2 separate regions of the Mus musculus genome follow, and region 2 is linked to region 1. Evidence: chromatin loops called from intact Hi-C (ENCODE). Cell type or tissue: heart. All regions are shown on one strand. Each heading gives the region's core, and the rest is flanking DNA. Links, peaks and the distances in the headings are about the cores only.

Region 1 (8,341 bases), core at 192-8,191:
ATTGTATTTCTATGTAGCATCTGTAAACGACTCAAAACGCGAATTTTCAAATATGACTTACACTCACACCAAAAGTATAATGTACTAGAGAAAATTCGATAAAAGTATGTTTTACATTAACACCATAAAGTATTGTGAGAAATAAAACCTAAATTGAAATAAGAGACATACTATGCTCACAGAACGCAAGATTCAAAATCATGGATGTCAAAAAGCTTCTACTCTAAATGACAATTTAAACAACATTTCAACAGGCTATTTTTGATAGATAAACTGATTTTTAAAATTTCCACACTGATGCAGTTCCCTAAGATTACTCAAAACAATTTTGAAGAGAACTCAAAGCTGTAGCACTTGCAATATTGGATTTGAACCTAGGTGTAAAGCTACAGTAATTGAGACAGCATGGCATTCCATGCAAGGTGGACAAATAGATCAGCAAGGGAGAAGAAAAGGTCGAGAAACACAATGTTATAAATTTGGTAACATTGCCTGTTGTCAATGTTACAAAGACAATTCCATGGACAGGGCTGCCAGGAATAGTTCAGAAAAATTCAATACCCACCTATTTCGGAAAATGACTTTGTTCCATCATCTCATATAGAAATAAACTCTAAATTTTTCATGAAACCTAAGCATAAAACTAAAAACTATAGGATTTCTAGCGCAAAATGCACAAGGAATCATTTTTACCTTAATTAAGCAGATTTCTTTGCTGTGGCAGCAGAAGACATCTGTAATTAAATAAATAAACAAGGAAACAAAGAACATGTGCATCATTTAAATTATCACCTGTGAAAAGCCAAGGGAAAGACTGAAGGAGAATGGGGTAGAGAGTGTATGAGGGAGTCAGGACACCTAAGCTGGGACAATATCTGCCAGTCATCAATCCGTCGTAGTCCTTGCATGGAGGATATTCACAGGTCCCTTTCTATGCATTTAGTAAAGAAACCATCCAAATGTGAGAAATAGACAAAGTTTTGAATGGATACTTTCATCAAAGATTCTAGCTATCAGGGATTACTTATACCAGTGCCCAAACCTAAACACTTTATAAGGTCCTTGATTTTGAAAACTCCTAATTAGTGAGACTCAAAGTAAGCCTTGCACAGGCTTAAGGGGCTATGATAAAATAATCAAATAAGTAAGTAGATAAATAAATAAATAAATAAATAATAAATGCCAGAAAAAGCAATTGAAAAGAGGAAAGGTTTGTCTTAGCTCACATTTCAAGGTAGCAAACTACCTCATTATGACAGGGAAGTCAGGGCAGAAGGAAGGTGAAGCAGCTGGCCCTATTTGCATCTGTAATCAACAAACAGAGAGCAATGGGCTCAGGCTCCCGGATGCTCAGCCTCCTTCCTCCTTATCAGATCCAGAATTGCCTGCCCAGGGATGTTCTACCCTCAACGGAGACAAGATGGCTTTTCCCCCCTCAATTATCATAAACAAGATAGTGCCACAGGCTCTCCCAGAGGTCCAAGTCATAGGTGATTGTGGGACCTGTCAAGTTAATAGCACTGACGTTTCATTCTGGGGAACTTGCAAAGTCACTGCTGTTAACTGGAGAACCAGATGTAGTCCTTCCTGAAAGTCTGTTTTCAAGTTCTAGTGGCCTCTGTGTCCTGTCTTACAACTAATCTAGTATAGAGAGCAGAACAAGCACTTAGGAGAGTGAAGCATTTAGATTTGCAAACAGAAAGGGGACAGGTATTTTAAATCTCTTCTATAAGCCCGAGACGGTGCTGAGGCCTTAGGAAATTACCTCATTGTCTTTACACATTTGCAAAAGTCTTCATCAAAACCTAGGTCCTGGATTTGTTTAGTGTCTGGCTACTAAGGATAAAAAATAAATGGGATTAAATATTTGTCAATTACTGATGTAATTCTAATATAAATGTCGGTGTCAGGAAGAGTGGAGACAACTAAGGCATCCCACTGATGTAGCTGAGCAGTGTTGGAAGTGTTCTCAATGTGCAGAGAAACAGAGCGTACCTTGGTGATGGCATCGCTGGGATGATGGAATTCCTAAGGAAGTTGACCAAGAAGCACCAATAGAGTGCTCTTGAGACACTGAAAAGCCAACACCTAGCATCATGGGAGCAGAGGCAGAGATAGATGAAGACAGAGAGACACACAGGAAAGCTCTTCTAGCCATTCTCATTTGTCTCTGCTCCAGGATTTTCCTTAAAGAAACAAATACACACACATAAATACATGCACACATAAATAAACATCCTGTTCTCCAATTTGTGAGTTGTGCGCAATCCGGCTATTTTTAAAGGAAGAGCTGAAACACAGAACATTTAAGAGCTCTTCTAGTTTCACACACTGATTAGTGGCCGTCAAGGGAGACAGTTAATGCAGATAAACTAAAGCTCGAAACATAGAAGAACTGGGCTCCAGTGTAGACTTGGCCACTTTCCACCACTTGGCTGGGAGAAAACTATTTCCTAGTACTTTATTTGTAAAAATAAAAGTACAAGGAATGCTGGGAAAAGCAGTGACAACGCAAGGATTTGAATACGAGGATAAATAGACTTTAAATAATGAATGACTGATGGGCTGGGCTTGCAGCTCATAGGTAGAGCCCTTGCCTACTGTAAGGTCCTGGGTGCAACCCTTAGGACCAGAAAAATAAGTGGCACCAAGGAAGGAATGTATGAATGGGCTTTAAATTTTTAATTTAGATTTAAATAATCTAAATAATCATATTTTTAACTTGTATGATTTTCCATCTCAAATTTTAAGTCTTTCTGTCAACATATTATATTTGAGAATAAATCCATGGGGTGGGTTCATTATTCCCATTTTGGCTCTATTTTGTATGTGTGCCTTTGTGAGGTGTGTGTGTGTGTGTGTGTGTGTGTGTGTGTGTGTGTGTGTGTTTATGTACATATATGTTCTAGGACAACCTTTGAGTCATTGCTCTGGTGCCATTTTTCTTTATTTAATCAAACTTTCTCGGGACTCGAACTCATTAAGTAGGGCTAGCCAGTGAGCTCTCAGAATTCAGCTGCCTCACCTGTGCTGATATTACAGGCATGCATCGCCATACTCAACTATTTTTAGGTGGGTTCTGGATTTTGCACTCAGAACCTTGAATCACTCAATGTGGTAAGCACTTTAGTGACTGGGATATCTCTGCAAAAAAGAAAAAAATTATTATTGGCATGGTCTTTCTATGAAGACTAAGCTAAACTTGTACTCCTGTCTCCCAAGAGCTGGGGTTCCAGACCTTTGTCCCCATGGCAAGCCCTGCTAGTATGTTTATGTTAGAATCATCTCATGTTTCAGCTTGTGCATGGCTTAAACCTGTTTTTCCTATTTGACTTTTGTCTAAATTGTGTTTTCTGAGCTATGTCAGTTGTCCAGTGAAAAAAGATGCAGTAGCTCTAACATCATACTTGGTCAAGTTATCACCTACACGGTGTTGTCAAGGAAAAGTAAAAGATGGCCATTATGATACTGGAAGACCTGCATGCATTTGTAGAAATTAAGACCACCTGAGAATATATATAAACAATGAAAAACCACTTAGCGTTCAGATAAGAGGACAGCTGTTGAGACATGCAGGCTTAATTTCTCCTGCATCTCATTATGTGGTTTTATACTTATTTCTTACTTGGATATTGGAATTATTCTTAAATTTTATATTATTGACAAGCTAAAATTGTACAACCCTCACACAGAGTCAATAATTAGATTCATCGAATTCCTAATCATTTTTTAAAGGACTAGTTAAGTCACCTAGAGCTATAGAATGAACTCTTTTAATGTAACTAAAATGAAAGGGAACGATTACTGAGTAGTTTCAACCAAATAAGATAAATGGACAGATGTTGTTTCCCGTTTCTCTGGTGTAAACAAGGAAGCTATCCCACTGGCCTGGCCACAAACCTACATGTCCCAAGGCCACTGTCCGTCTTACCCTTGCACTTTCCCTGAGGGAGAACTCTGGGTCATAAAAGAGACTCTGTATGAATTCTTTCCAGAAATGATTTGAGCTCTGCATTTGTGACATCTTATTATAAGACAAGCTAACATCTATTATTAATTGATGCACTAATTAAAGCCATATTCGCAGTTTCCATTAGCTTATTCCCTAAATTCTCCAGAGTTGGCTGTCTGGTTTTAATCAAAACCAAATGGTAGTCCTAGCTCCCAGGCCGGAGCAGCTAGGAGGAAGTCACGCAGTGGAGGCACAAAAGCAGAAAAGATAAACAGATGAGAGTTCACAAGCTGTCTGGGGAAGGAGGCATACACTCTGCTAGCCACTTTAGAGATGTGATTGAGAGACTCGGCCATGCTGGAGGAAGCATCGCAAGTGTTTTATGTCAGCAGGACTTCTAACTTGATCAAGATGGAGTCTGCCTTCTCCAGCCTTTCCAGCCTTTGCAGCCGTGGTTGTCTGTAACTGGAGGATCCCTTACTGGAGGTAAGGAGGCTTCACGTGCTGTAACACAAACCACTGTGTTCTGTTCAGAATTCTGGGGATGAGAGAGAGAGAAGAAAATTCTCTGTTTCCTCGATTCTCGGAATTTTACTTACAGATTTTTTTTCCTTCCCCAAGTCCAGGATTTAAATTTTGAAGTTATTTTTTAAGGTTCTAAACTTTAGAAGAATTACGGTATTAAAAGGCTCAGACTTCATCTGTCTTAGAAAACTTTTGAAATGAGAATTAGGAGAAGTGTTCTCCATTTAACACAGTAGAAAGTAACACTGTGCAGAGGGGAGAGCTGCACTCTCTTCCTTCCTTGTTTTCCACGAGCCCTGTGGGATAGGAAGGACTCTAGGACTTTCTGACGCTAACTAATCATCTCAAGAGCTTTGACAAACTCACTTTGGTTCTGTGTAAAATCAGAGCTTCAACGCCCAGGCGGCTCTGCTCAGCCCCTCCCCTCCGGCTTCGTGCAGGCTTTCTCACATGCAAACTTCTCGGAGGCAGGAAATACTTTGCAGGCAATCTGGGCCTGCTGGTGGAGGCCCCTCTCTCGCAAAACATCAGTCTGCATTTAGAGGACAGAAGTCACTAGGAACGCCTTGACAGGATCCGGCGTTAGCTGAGGCTCTCTCCAGCTGCAGAGGGGGTTTTTTGTTAGAATCACACACTGCGTTAAGGAGAACTGCTCAGAATAGAGCCGTGACCTCAGCCAGCAATGTGAACTTAGATTTTTTGGAGCCGCTAACCGGGACAGACTCCTCTCCTAGCCTGGCTGGAATAGCATCATGCCTTGGCGGTAACAGCAACTCCTGGTCCAGGTAAGAGGCTGCTGCTGCGACTGTCATGTAGGAGACAGAGCTGGAAAACCTTGCCATCTTCAGCCAGCTGTTGACTGCTTTCAGAGCTGAGCCCTGAAAAGCAGAAGGGGGAAAACTGTGTAGTCAGTAGACAGCGGGGAGTCAAAATCTTTTGAGCAAAATGTCATTTCTAAAATATGTTCCACGTAGCTCGAGTCTCTTTCCCCATGCAGAAATGTTTTCTTCTGATTTCTTTTTATTCTTAACTTACTGACCAATCCATCTGTAACGCGCCGCTGCTGATAGGTGTAGCATATCTGGGGGCCAATGAATCTTCTCAGATTGAAGTGTGAAACTTTAGAAACTCCTTTCTCCTCTCTGTTTTCCCAACAAAAAGAGGACATAACATTATAACGTTTTTTCTTAGTAATGTGCTTTCAAACAATAATCAGCGTCTTACTGAAAACTCTGAAAATCAAATTCTCTAGTATTTCCAGCTAGTTTCAGTCACTTACCCTGTTACTAACACACAACGTAAATTGTTATTTTAAGAGAAGTAATGACATACAAGTTTACAGGTTATTTCTGTCTCTGCACATTTAATTTCAGTTTGGGAACATAAGTGTCAGAATCGGGTTTTGTTAACATTAAACTTGGATTCGCCGCTCAGATCTCATGTTGTATGAACACTCCGTGTTGCTGAAGCAAATCTGTACAATCACATCAGTCATGGGAGAATCTAGCTGACCATTCATTCGTATTTTCTGTCATCGTCAAGTCAAATAGTCACCATGCTTCAGCCTTCTAAATTGTCTTAATGGTTAAATGTGTGGTCCCGGAGTAAATAAATGTAGCAATGGCTGATATAACCCAGAGTTACAATAACAAAGATGATGTTATATTTAGAAGGAAATTATTTTTGGAAAATTGTATGGAATAGTATGCAAAGATATTATGCCTATCTCCAAATCTGTGAACCAAACACAAAATGCAGTAAGTGAAGGATGGATAACAGGTTTGCCAGTAGGATCATAAGAAACCAATAAGGATGTTAATCATAAACTTCTATAAAGGACAAGATGACCATTTGGTGTGTTAGCTAATAGAATTTTTAATTTCTAGCCTAGAGTGATTTATATTGATGCTTTGATGTTGTTGCTAACAATTTAAACTTTGTTAAGCTTTTAAAAATGAGAAAAAGCAGATTTTACTATGTAGGAAGTGAAATTCTGTGGCTTTAGGAGAGCAATTGCCTACTATGTGCAATATAGTCTGAAATATTTTACAAAACGACCAAGTAGAATTTTCCTTTCAGGGAAAGAAAGAGCATTAAAATATCACTCTCTGGTGTTGTCAGGGATCACCAATGAGGAAGCTAAAGAATAGCATTCAAAAGTGTACTGTCCAAGGTCACACAGCTGGCTAGGACACTAGATGACAAGGGAACCATAGTCCCCTGCCTCATGTGTTATGGGCTTTGTACCACAGACCTTACTCTCAAACAATAACTATGCACAACAAAGTATCATTGTGTCCACCTACAGGAGGCCAACTTTCAAAAAGGAAATTAGAATTCTCCTTCTCTGAAAAGAAAATCAACCTTTCTGATTAACACCGTTTTCTCAATGGCTAAGATTTCTTAAAAGGATTCATTAGGCTCTCATCTCAGACTTTAAAGTAGTTGCTTTTTTTTTTTAATGACTATTTTGCTAAATCTTATTCTCATGTCAAGCCAGCCAACCTATATGCTATAATGAGTCATTTAAATAACTCATTTAAAACCAGTGTGTCTTTCAAGAAAATGACCTAATGAGGAACTTGCCCCTTTCATAACCTTATACTCAACTGGCACAGTAAAAACGTTATCCCTACCAATGACCTTCAGGTGTAATTTTAAGACCCTCACTTATAATTGCCTCAAGACTCTCAACAATCTCTCTATTATCTCAGTTAGATATTTCTGCCCCCTATTTCCAATTCTAAGAGCCAAGAGGCTCCATAAGAAAATGCAAGTGTGTGCATTCTACATTTTTTTCCACCTTTAGTCCACACATATACTCTATGGTCTCAATAATATTCTCTAGTACAGTGGTTCTCAACCTTCCTAATGCTGGGACCCTTTAAGAGTTTCTCATGTTGTGATGACTCCCAGCCATAAAATTAATTTGTTTCTACTTCATAACTGTAATTTTGCCACAGTTATAACTACTAATACAAATATCTAATATGAAAGAGATTTGGAAATAGGCATACTATCTTTGTATACTATTCCATACAATTTTCCAAAAATATGACCCCACTTCCAAAGGGGTCACGCCCCACAGGTTGAGAACACATGCTCTAGTCACATACTAGGTACCTCTTTTGCATTATGTAAGGACTGACCAGGGAGACTTCAAATGAAGGGTTGGCTAGATCCTCTGTAGCATACATCCTTTCCTACGCTGCAGTGTGCTTTCCAGGCAAAAGATTTTCCCCAAAAGGCTAATGTGTTCTGTTTCTAACAGTTGTCCTTGCCTTAGATCAGGGCTTCTCAACCTTCCTAATACTGTGACCCTTTAATGCAGCCCCTCGTGTTGTGGTGACCCCCAATCATAAACTTACCTGTTACTGCTCTGTAATTTTGCTACAAGTGTGAATTGTAATGTAAATAGCTGACATGCAGAATATCTGATAGGCGATTGCTATGAAACAGTCATTCTGAGGTCAACACCCACAGATTGAGAGTCACTGTGCTGTGGGGCTGTCTGAATTTTAATTTGGAGGATTCCTAATGTTGACACCTATAGCGCTCAAACCTCTCTCCCATGGCCATCACACTGCGCTGCAAAAGACTGGGTACCTAGCCTCATGCTCACTGGGATGCATTGCACAGTGAAGAATGTCTCCATTCTGAAGGGAGTTCTTATTGACAGAAAGGAGGCTGCCCTAACCCCTTTCAAACCTTTGCATACCATACACCACACTGCCTGTTTCTGGGATGAGCTTAAACTTATTTACTGACAAGTGGATTCCTGGGCGTATAATGGGTCTAAAGCAGTCATTTCTGAGCTCTCATCTGTTTTTATTTGTTCCTTCTTGGAAAGTGAAAAAATTTCTA
Region 2 (8,341 bases), core at 196-8,195, 83 kb before region 1:
ATATTCCATAGTAACTCTCATTATTATTCATTAAAATATATTAAGTAAAGAGTTTGTTCCATAACAATTGTATTACTTTATATTTTTAGCTTTCTTTAGTTATTTGAAATCACTATGTTCAGACTTGCATTGTTTTGATTAATGGGACTTTATATCATTTAAATAAATACATTCATTTAAATATCTTACTCTGAAGTTTTAAGCATCTATGTATAGAACAAATATTTAATAAATGTCACTTTGGGTACCTGTATAAATTAGTGGAAGACTTACTGCTCTCAATGAAAATAAAGACTGAAGAGATAAGAGATCAGTCTTATGTCTGCCCTTGTCATGGGAGAACATGAAGAGACTCAATGTAATAAATAAACAATTCTCTTTCATTAACTCGCATGGTCCCAGACATTTATAAAAATAGAAATTACTGTTGATAAATACTCTTGACTCAGGAATGCCACAGACATCATGCTTTGGATTTCTTTCTCTAAACCCATTACTAAATTCCAGTAATCAACAGTGTTTTTGAGGAAGAACTTGATAAGTTCTGACGGGATTAGGGGTCTGGAAATAAAGATTCTGGAGTTAAGAACATGTTCTTTGCTGACAAAAAAAAAAAAAATTAACACATCTTGAGCCCACTGTTGTATTATGGCTCCATGGAAAAGATTGCTTTAACCAAGCCAGAGTTTCTGCTGTCATGAAAAAAATGCTGACAGCATAGCAGAGCTCAGTACAAAACTTAGGGATATATTATGCCCTCTGTCACTTTGAAGCAGAGTCAGCAATTGTGACAGAGCCTTTGTCCATAGTTAAGGGTGAAATAACCGCGGTTATTTCTAAAAATAATAACTAAAAGATCTAAAATACTTAAATAATCTAAAATTAAAAATAATCTAAAGACAACAATCACAAACTACCTGTCAAATCATCATCCTATTTGACTTCTGATAATTTTGAAAAGCATAAACATTTTAGGGGTTTTTAAAAATGTAATAGAATTGGAAGTATGCAGCCTTGAATCTTTTCATAGAATAATATTATTATTATTATGGTTTAGAACAGGCTCCAGGCTGGACAGAAGGAGCCCTCAAGCAGGTGCCATGAGTTTGTATCTTCAGTGCCCTCCTCCCCCTGCCAAAGACCCACATGTCAAAGGCTTAGGCACCAGCTTGGTACTCCTGAGAGATGGTAGAAGTCAGGACATAGTAAGAGGTGTTCTGATCATTGTGGACACGTCCTTGGAGGGAAGGTGAGCAGCTCAGTTCCAAGGTCATTCTTTTTTCCTCTTTCCCAGCAAAGAAGTGAAAATTTTGACTCTCCGACATGATTATATCCTGATATGCTACCTCAGATCCAGAGCAATCAATTGGACATAGATTTCAACTTCCCAAAGTGACAGCTCTTTATAAGCTAATTTATCCTGGATAGGATATTTTTATACTGTAAGAGAAGGCTAACAAGCCAGGCAGTAGTGGCACGTGCCTTTAATCCCAGCACTTGGGAGGCAGAGGCAGGTGGATTTCTGAGTTCAAGGTCAGCCTGGTCTACAGAGTGAGTTCCAGGACAGCCAGGGATATACAGAGAAACCCTGTCTAAAAAAAAAAAAAAACCTAAAAAACAAAACAAGGCTAACAAATGGAGGTACTAATATGGGGGGATATAAAACACCAGAGGAAAACTTTCTCCACAGTCAACACGATAACAGGCAGGACTCTCACTGCTTACTACGGACAGGGAGAGGTCATGCTTATGAGCCATTAAGGTCGACACCTGGGGGTGATGTTGAGAATATTTTGCTCCACAATTATATTAGACTGTGAAACAGTTAGTTTCATGAATACTGGGAGTTTTCTTGTTTGCTTTTATAGAAAAAAAAATTTTCCAATTCTCCTTAGCATATAATTTGTGCATGATAAGAAAACTGCATGCAGAAATTTTAAATGTTAGTTGTTTTTTAATTCCCTGTGTCATTGTTGGTTCTATGAGAGGCAACAGTCTCACATAGATGTGCTATGACTATATTATCATTTGCTGAAAATAAAAATCTAAGCCTTTGATTCCACTATAGGATCTTTTTGCAATTATACTTGAATTTAATCAGGACCACCAGGATATTCTTTGCCTTTGGGGGGGGGGTTAGTATTACTGTAATGAAACTCTGTGACCTGACCTAAACAAGTTGTGGAGGAAGGGTTTATTTGACTTGCACTTCCATATCATTGTTTATCATCAAAGGAAGTCCATACAGAAACCTAAACAGGGTAGAAACCTACAGGTAGGGGCTTATGCAAAGGTCATGGAAGAGTGCTGCCTACTAGCTTGCTCTCCATGGCTTGCTCAGCCTGCTTTCTTATAGAACTCAGGACCACCAGCTTAAGTGTAAAACCACTCATAGCAGCCCGGGCCCACCCCCATCAATCCCTACTTAAGAAAACATCCCACAACTGGATCTAATGGAGGCGTTTTCTCAGTTGAGGCTTGCTCCTTTCGGATAACTATAGCCTGTGTCGTATTGACATAAACCTAGCCAGCCCATGGTTCCTCATTCACCCTGTTGAGAATTATAACAAATAATTGGACATGAAGTTAGAATAATCTTATAATGAACATTTAGGAAGCAAATCCAAGGCATCTGACTTATTGAACTACAATGCTTCCTGAAAGGTCTCCAAGTCTCCATTCAAAGACCCATGCGAGCATGAAGTTTGCTAAGTATAAACCTATCCCATGCATCATTCTTCTTCCAAGCAAGGATACACATATAACACATTCTAAGGCTGTCCAGACAAAGTTCTCACGAGAAAGGAGGAGATTATGGCAGAACTTGATGTCCCTAGAAGCCCCCTTGTATCTTGAAGGGATGCCTCAGAGAGCAAAGAGGAGCTTTAAGAAATAGCTTCAGTGGTCAGTTTAATATAAAAGCCCCATGAAGAGCTTCCTGCCCTCTGTTCATCAGCCTAGGGGTGAGAGACTCCAGTTCTCTTTTCTGCTTCCTCCCACAAGCTCTCACTTTTCCACAGAAGGAAGACTGGTTCTTACCAATGAAACTTTGTAGCCACATGTGGGGTTCTCTAGACCCTACTTCCATCCTCCCCATCTAATACAGCGTAGGCTTTTCTATCTCCTTGTCCTTCTCACAGTAAACCAAGACTGAAAAGGAAAAACTTTTTTGATGGGCGTATAAGAGGGGATGTGTCAACAGATCATATATACTTATATGAAAAAAAGAAGAAATAATAAAGAGTGGAAGGGGGAGAGGAAGAAATGAAAACTCGATTCGAGTTTTTAACTTTCTCTGTTCCCCTACTTGATGAACCCATCCATTACCAAGGAAATAGCATGTAAGTCACTTGAATTATAACTTTAAAACTTAAATCCAAACTAATTTTGATTTTGAAATCCATTCTCTTACATAACTTTGGCATGGTTTTAAATGGAGGAAGATTAGGAATGTTTTCAGATACTGCAATGCTGACCCACTTTTATTCTGTTTTGTTTTGTTTTGTTTTGTTTTGTTTCTTCAGGAAAAAAAATGTACTAATTTAGACAGGGAATTTGATCTGTGGAAGACATAAATACACTAGGATGCTGAGAGAGACATGAGCCAGGGCTTCGGATTAGCAAAATCTAGAAAATCTGTAGTGTGGGAAAACTAACAAGCAAAGAAAACACATGCTCCAAATAGTTCATAAGTTTAAGAGCCAATTGTTGACTGTGAAGGAACTCAGTCCTGGAAAATGTCCAAGCCTTCCTGCTTCCATTTTTGCAGGGGAAAAAAAAAGGAGCAGGGAGTGTTGAATGTTAAAACTCCTTTTAAAGCATTATTTTGTTTCATTTCAATCGTGCCTATAGGCCCATAGCTCCATTGGCACATTTGCCTATATGTTTCTGACCTTCAATCTATGAAACGCGGCAAGTTGAAACACAGTTATATTTTCATGGTCATAGACCTTGTGGCTTTTCAGAGATCTCATTCTTCATTTCGGAGGAGCCCTCTTAGACAGTTCTTCTTAGACACAGGAAATTTTGTATCAGAGAGAGTCAGAGAGTATGATTTCATCTGGCAGCTCCATTGGGTTAGACCTTCTGGTAACTATGCTCCTGAAATCCATTCTGCACAGAAGGATACTTTCCTTCTAATATCCTTTTAGCTTGAGTAGAAAAAAAAAAAAAAAAGAATCAAGTGAGCTAGAAAAGTGAGGTCAGCTGGAAAGCTTTTGAATCACAGTAATGACCAACCTATCAGTGTATGCATAAAAGAGTCCAGTAGTGACGCATAACTCATCGGTAAACAACAGCCACCTAATAGGACTTAAGAGTTGCTCAATGGAAAGGAATTAATGCCTTGCACTAACTCTTCTACGGAGGATAAACTTGCACCAGCTGGTGTACTTTTGTGCAGGAGTCCTTTTGTGCAGGAGTTATAGTGTAGATGTGTTCATTGGGACTGAGCTCCACAACTCTGCATTTTGATGGGTTGTGGTTCTCTGTGATGGTCTCTATCTATTGCAAAGATATGTTTCCTTGATCACACTTAAGAGCTACCACTACCTGTGGGTATGAGGACAAGTAATTAGAATGCAGTTGGCCATTTTTCTAGCCTTCTGCTCTGTTTTGTGAGCCTTAGATACAGATTGTGTTGTAGATGTATCAATTGCAGAGGGGTACCTCCCAGCCAGCAGTTATTTGCACTTTAAGCACTCATGGATATTTGTAATAGTCACTGCTGCAAGAAGAGCTTCTTTGATAATAACTAATTGGTTAATACTAGAATAGATTTTTAGAATGTAGTTGGCAATAATTGGTTCAGGAATATGGCACTAGGAGATTATCCTCTAGGGCTGATGACCTGGCCTGCCATAAATAGTTGGCTGGGTTTGAGTACCAGGTATTAATTCCTTTCCATTGAGCAACATTTAAGTCTGATTAGGTGGCTGTTGTTTACCCCTGAGATATGTGTCACTATGGCATTCTCTCGTATACACTGCCAGGTTGGTCATTGTCATGATTCAAAAGCTTTACAGCTGGATAGAAAATGTAGTTGCTTTTCTCCCTTGGCAGCTTGCACAACACTTCCACATGCTATGAGTGCTAGTAGTCAGGAAGAATATTTCTAGTTCCAGTTGAATCCCTCCAAATCTTGAATCTAAAATATTAGAGTGTGTATTCAGCAATAGAACTTGCCTTCAAGTTCTGCCAAGGCAATCAAAAGCAATGACATTTAGCCTGTATTGTTTTGGGGGCATCTCTTGGGCTCCCCTGATGAATAACTCAAAGAGAAGTTTCCCATGACTGGCAATAGGGTCTTCTTACATGGTCCTTATGGCTTTGGCGGAATCATTGTAACTCCAAGTGGCATAACTTCATTAAAAGTATTTATAAATGTCTACTAGATATTTATATGTTTATTGTGTGTATTTTAATGGAACACAAAATAATGTTTTCCTATGGCTTTTAGATCATTCGAATGTTCTTTATCCCTTTTCCTTCATTGTTCTCAGTCTTTTTTTTTCCTCAACTTCCCCAGACTACCCCTACCACCATATTTTTCATTTTTTCCCCTTCATGATACTGGTTTCAGAGGGAGTCACTTTAATGACACCTTTTTTGGGCCTTCAAATCCATTTCCATAATACAGGGCCCTCAGCATCTGTCAAGGATTGCCCTGCCTCTGGAACTCCCAGACTATGACTTAGGCCACAGATGTTGAAGTTTCATATAAAAATAGCAGTAACTTCAAGTCCTATAATTTACATATAACCTCTTGAGCGCTCCAAATCACCTCTAAGTTACTTACAATTCTTCATAAAATATGGGTGTTACCAGAATAACAGTTCTCTATCATTGGTTAAGGAATTGTAGTAGAGGTCTGTACACATTCAGTCCAGAACAACACTTTACCTGAGATATTTTTGGACTTAGGTGTGTTGAATCTAATACTTGGATTCTCCACTCCTTCCTATTTGCCCAGGACATACTTACTCTTTTACTCTTAATGTTCCATTCTTGAGTTTTAAATATATATGCTGTAATCATATAGATAGGACTTCTACATTCACCCCATTAGTCTTTACTCCCTAACTGATTAACTTGGTCCATTTATTGTGATGGAGATTGTCGATACCTTTTGGACTTATTTCTGGTGTCATGCTTTTTGGCTTACATTTTCTTTCTCTGCTTTTCCTTCTCCATGGTGCCATGTGCACTGCTGACTGGGTTTCCCTACTCCAGCTTAGTCCACTTGATTACAGCCTGCACATTACATTTCCATCCTTAGCCCACCATTGCTGCTGCCTGCATTAGATTTCCATCCTCAATCCACCATTGCTGCTGCCTGAAGAGCTTTAGGAACTGCCCAGCTTTCAGCAATCTGTCTTGGAATATTTTAAAAATAAATATGTGTATACATAGACATTTAAAATTTAAAAATTGTATCTTGTTCACCAAATTTGGTGGGTTTTTCCTATCAGAAGGGCTTCCCCCACTTTTCCAATCTACAATATTGGCAGAAATAAAAAACTTCCCTACCATGTACCCTTTGCCTTTTCACATTTATCTTCAAATTGGCCACTTGCAAGAGAGGAAAGACTGTTCCCAGAGTTGGGATTGTCTATTTTAACGATTAGGCAAAATAGAAAACTCAGTTTCCTGCTAACTGCCTATGCTGAAGCAGTAGTTGAAATTCATAAGGGGACAAATTCCCTCAAACCTTATGGATTCAGGACACTGCTTTTACTGATAAAGGTAGACACAGTACTTCCTTCTAGACCTAGGTTTTCCAAAGACCTTAACCTATGGCATGCATTGCTCTAGAACTGCCAGTATCTTCATTCTATTGGGTTGAAAAAATACAGTGGAATGATTCCAGACTCTCTGAGAAGTGATCCAGATGTTGCCTTCCCTGATTTGCATTCTTTGGTCACAACATAGGGCTACTCAAACGAGTCTGAAGTGCTCTGCTCCATGATACACAATTGTTTCAGTGAAGCTTTTAGGGAATATGGGCTAAATTTCAAGACTCCCTATGCTTTCCATATAAGTCAAATATTCTAACCCTGTCTTTCCATTGAAATAAGGCTGCAATTTCTAGGGGCTGAGCAAGCTAATTGATAGCTGGGGGTTTCTGCCCTGTTCTAAAAATTGATGACATTAGGGTAACATGAAATTGTCAGGTAGCATCTTCCCAAGATGGAACAGGGTAGGACTCAGTCATTCCTTGATATATCTGCGCCTAATTTGGTCTTGAGCAAAAAGTATACATTTTTGCTAATGTACTGGCTGGTTTTGTGTGTCAACTTGACATAGGCTGGAGTTATCACAGAGAAAGGAGCTTCAGTTGAGAAATGCTTCCATGACATCCAGCTGTGGGGCATTTTGTCAATTAGTGTTCTAAGTGGGAGGGCTCATTGTGGGTGCTGTCATCCCTGGGCTGGTAGTCTTGGGTTCTATAAGAAAGCAAGCTGAGCAAGACAGAGGAAGCAAGCCAGTAAAGGACATCCCTCCATGGCCTATGCGTCAGCTCCTGCTTTCTGACCTGCTTGAGTTCCAGTCCTGACTTCCTTTGGTGATGAACAGCAACATGGAAGTGTAAGCTGAATAAACTCTTTCCACCCAACTTCCATCTTGGTCATGATGTTTGTGCAGGAAGAGAAACCTTGACTAAGACAGCTACCCACTTACTGCTTCTATTGTAACAAACAGTTGTCTAGCCTGCTGTATACAGCGCCATCCCCTTTCAATATGCACACAGTACCTAAAACTTCAAGTACACTTCCTCTTGCCTTTCATTTGTCAGCAATATCTCTATACAGTATTTTAGGGGAAACGTGCTCTCAGTTAAATATTTTCTATCTGCTTAAATATTTTCACTTTTGAACTTTTATATTATTGATTAAACCCCTTGAAGCTACACACTTAACATAAAGGTTGTCAAATGAAACTGTGTTTGGAGGGAGAAGTCTTTTGTAGTGATTGTGGAAAGCAAATTAGTTATTTTCATTAGCTTTGCCCCAGAGTCGTCAATAGAATGAATTAAATTATTGCCCAATGTGATGGTAAATAGAGCCAATTTCATTATTTTAAGTGGTACTTAAAATGCTTTTTAGGTCTCCAATCATTTGTTATCTTAAGTCAATAGATCAAACATATTCTGGACCCTTTGTTCTGTGAAGTCATACAAAGACACGAGGGTAGAAGCTGCCTAGGAAATCAGCCTTAATATGTTCACGAGCTGCAACTGAATGTCTCAGTGTCTAAATAAACATTAATTGCACTGTTAGATAAACACACCAGAATTCACCCTGTTATCTAATGTGTAATGTGTAATTATACTTTTATCTGT

What was found. Peaks named below come from ENCODE experiments on the same cell type or tissue, not always from the same donor. Only the 100,000 strongest peaks of a DNase experiment are listed, where the experiment ranks them.
Region 2: it touches region 1 in a loop (2.2-fold over the local background); 6 of 42 quality-filtered maps call a loop at or near these places.

What each region holds. Positions count from the first base shown.
Region 1 is chr8:36,949,042-36,957,382 of GRCm38, reverse strand. Dlc1 (deleted in liver cancer 1) reads left to right here and starts at 4,941. Exons shown (of 18, transcript NM_001194940.2): 1 at 4,941-5,262. It overlaps Gm39166 (a long non-coding RNA gene), which reads right to left and starts at 2,643. Exons shown (of 3, transcript XR_870370.1): 1 at 1,996-2,643; 2 at 694-734. In heart, for the core only: no CTCF peak of the experiment used is centred there; DNase peaks (open chromatin) are centred at 2,422, 4,212 and 4,922; H3K4me3 peaks cover 3,099 bases; H3K27ac peaks cover 2,630 bases.
Region 2 is chr8:37,032,299-37,040,639 of GRCm38, reverse strand. No RefSeq gene overlaps it. Among named protein-coding and RNA genes, the nearest start is that of G630064G18Rik, 12 kb to the right of the region's middle. In heart, for the core only: no CTCF peak of the experiment used is centred there; a DNase peak (open chromatin) is centred at 3,719.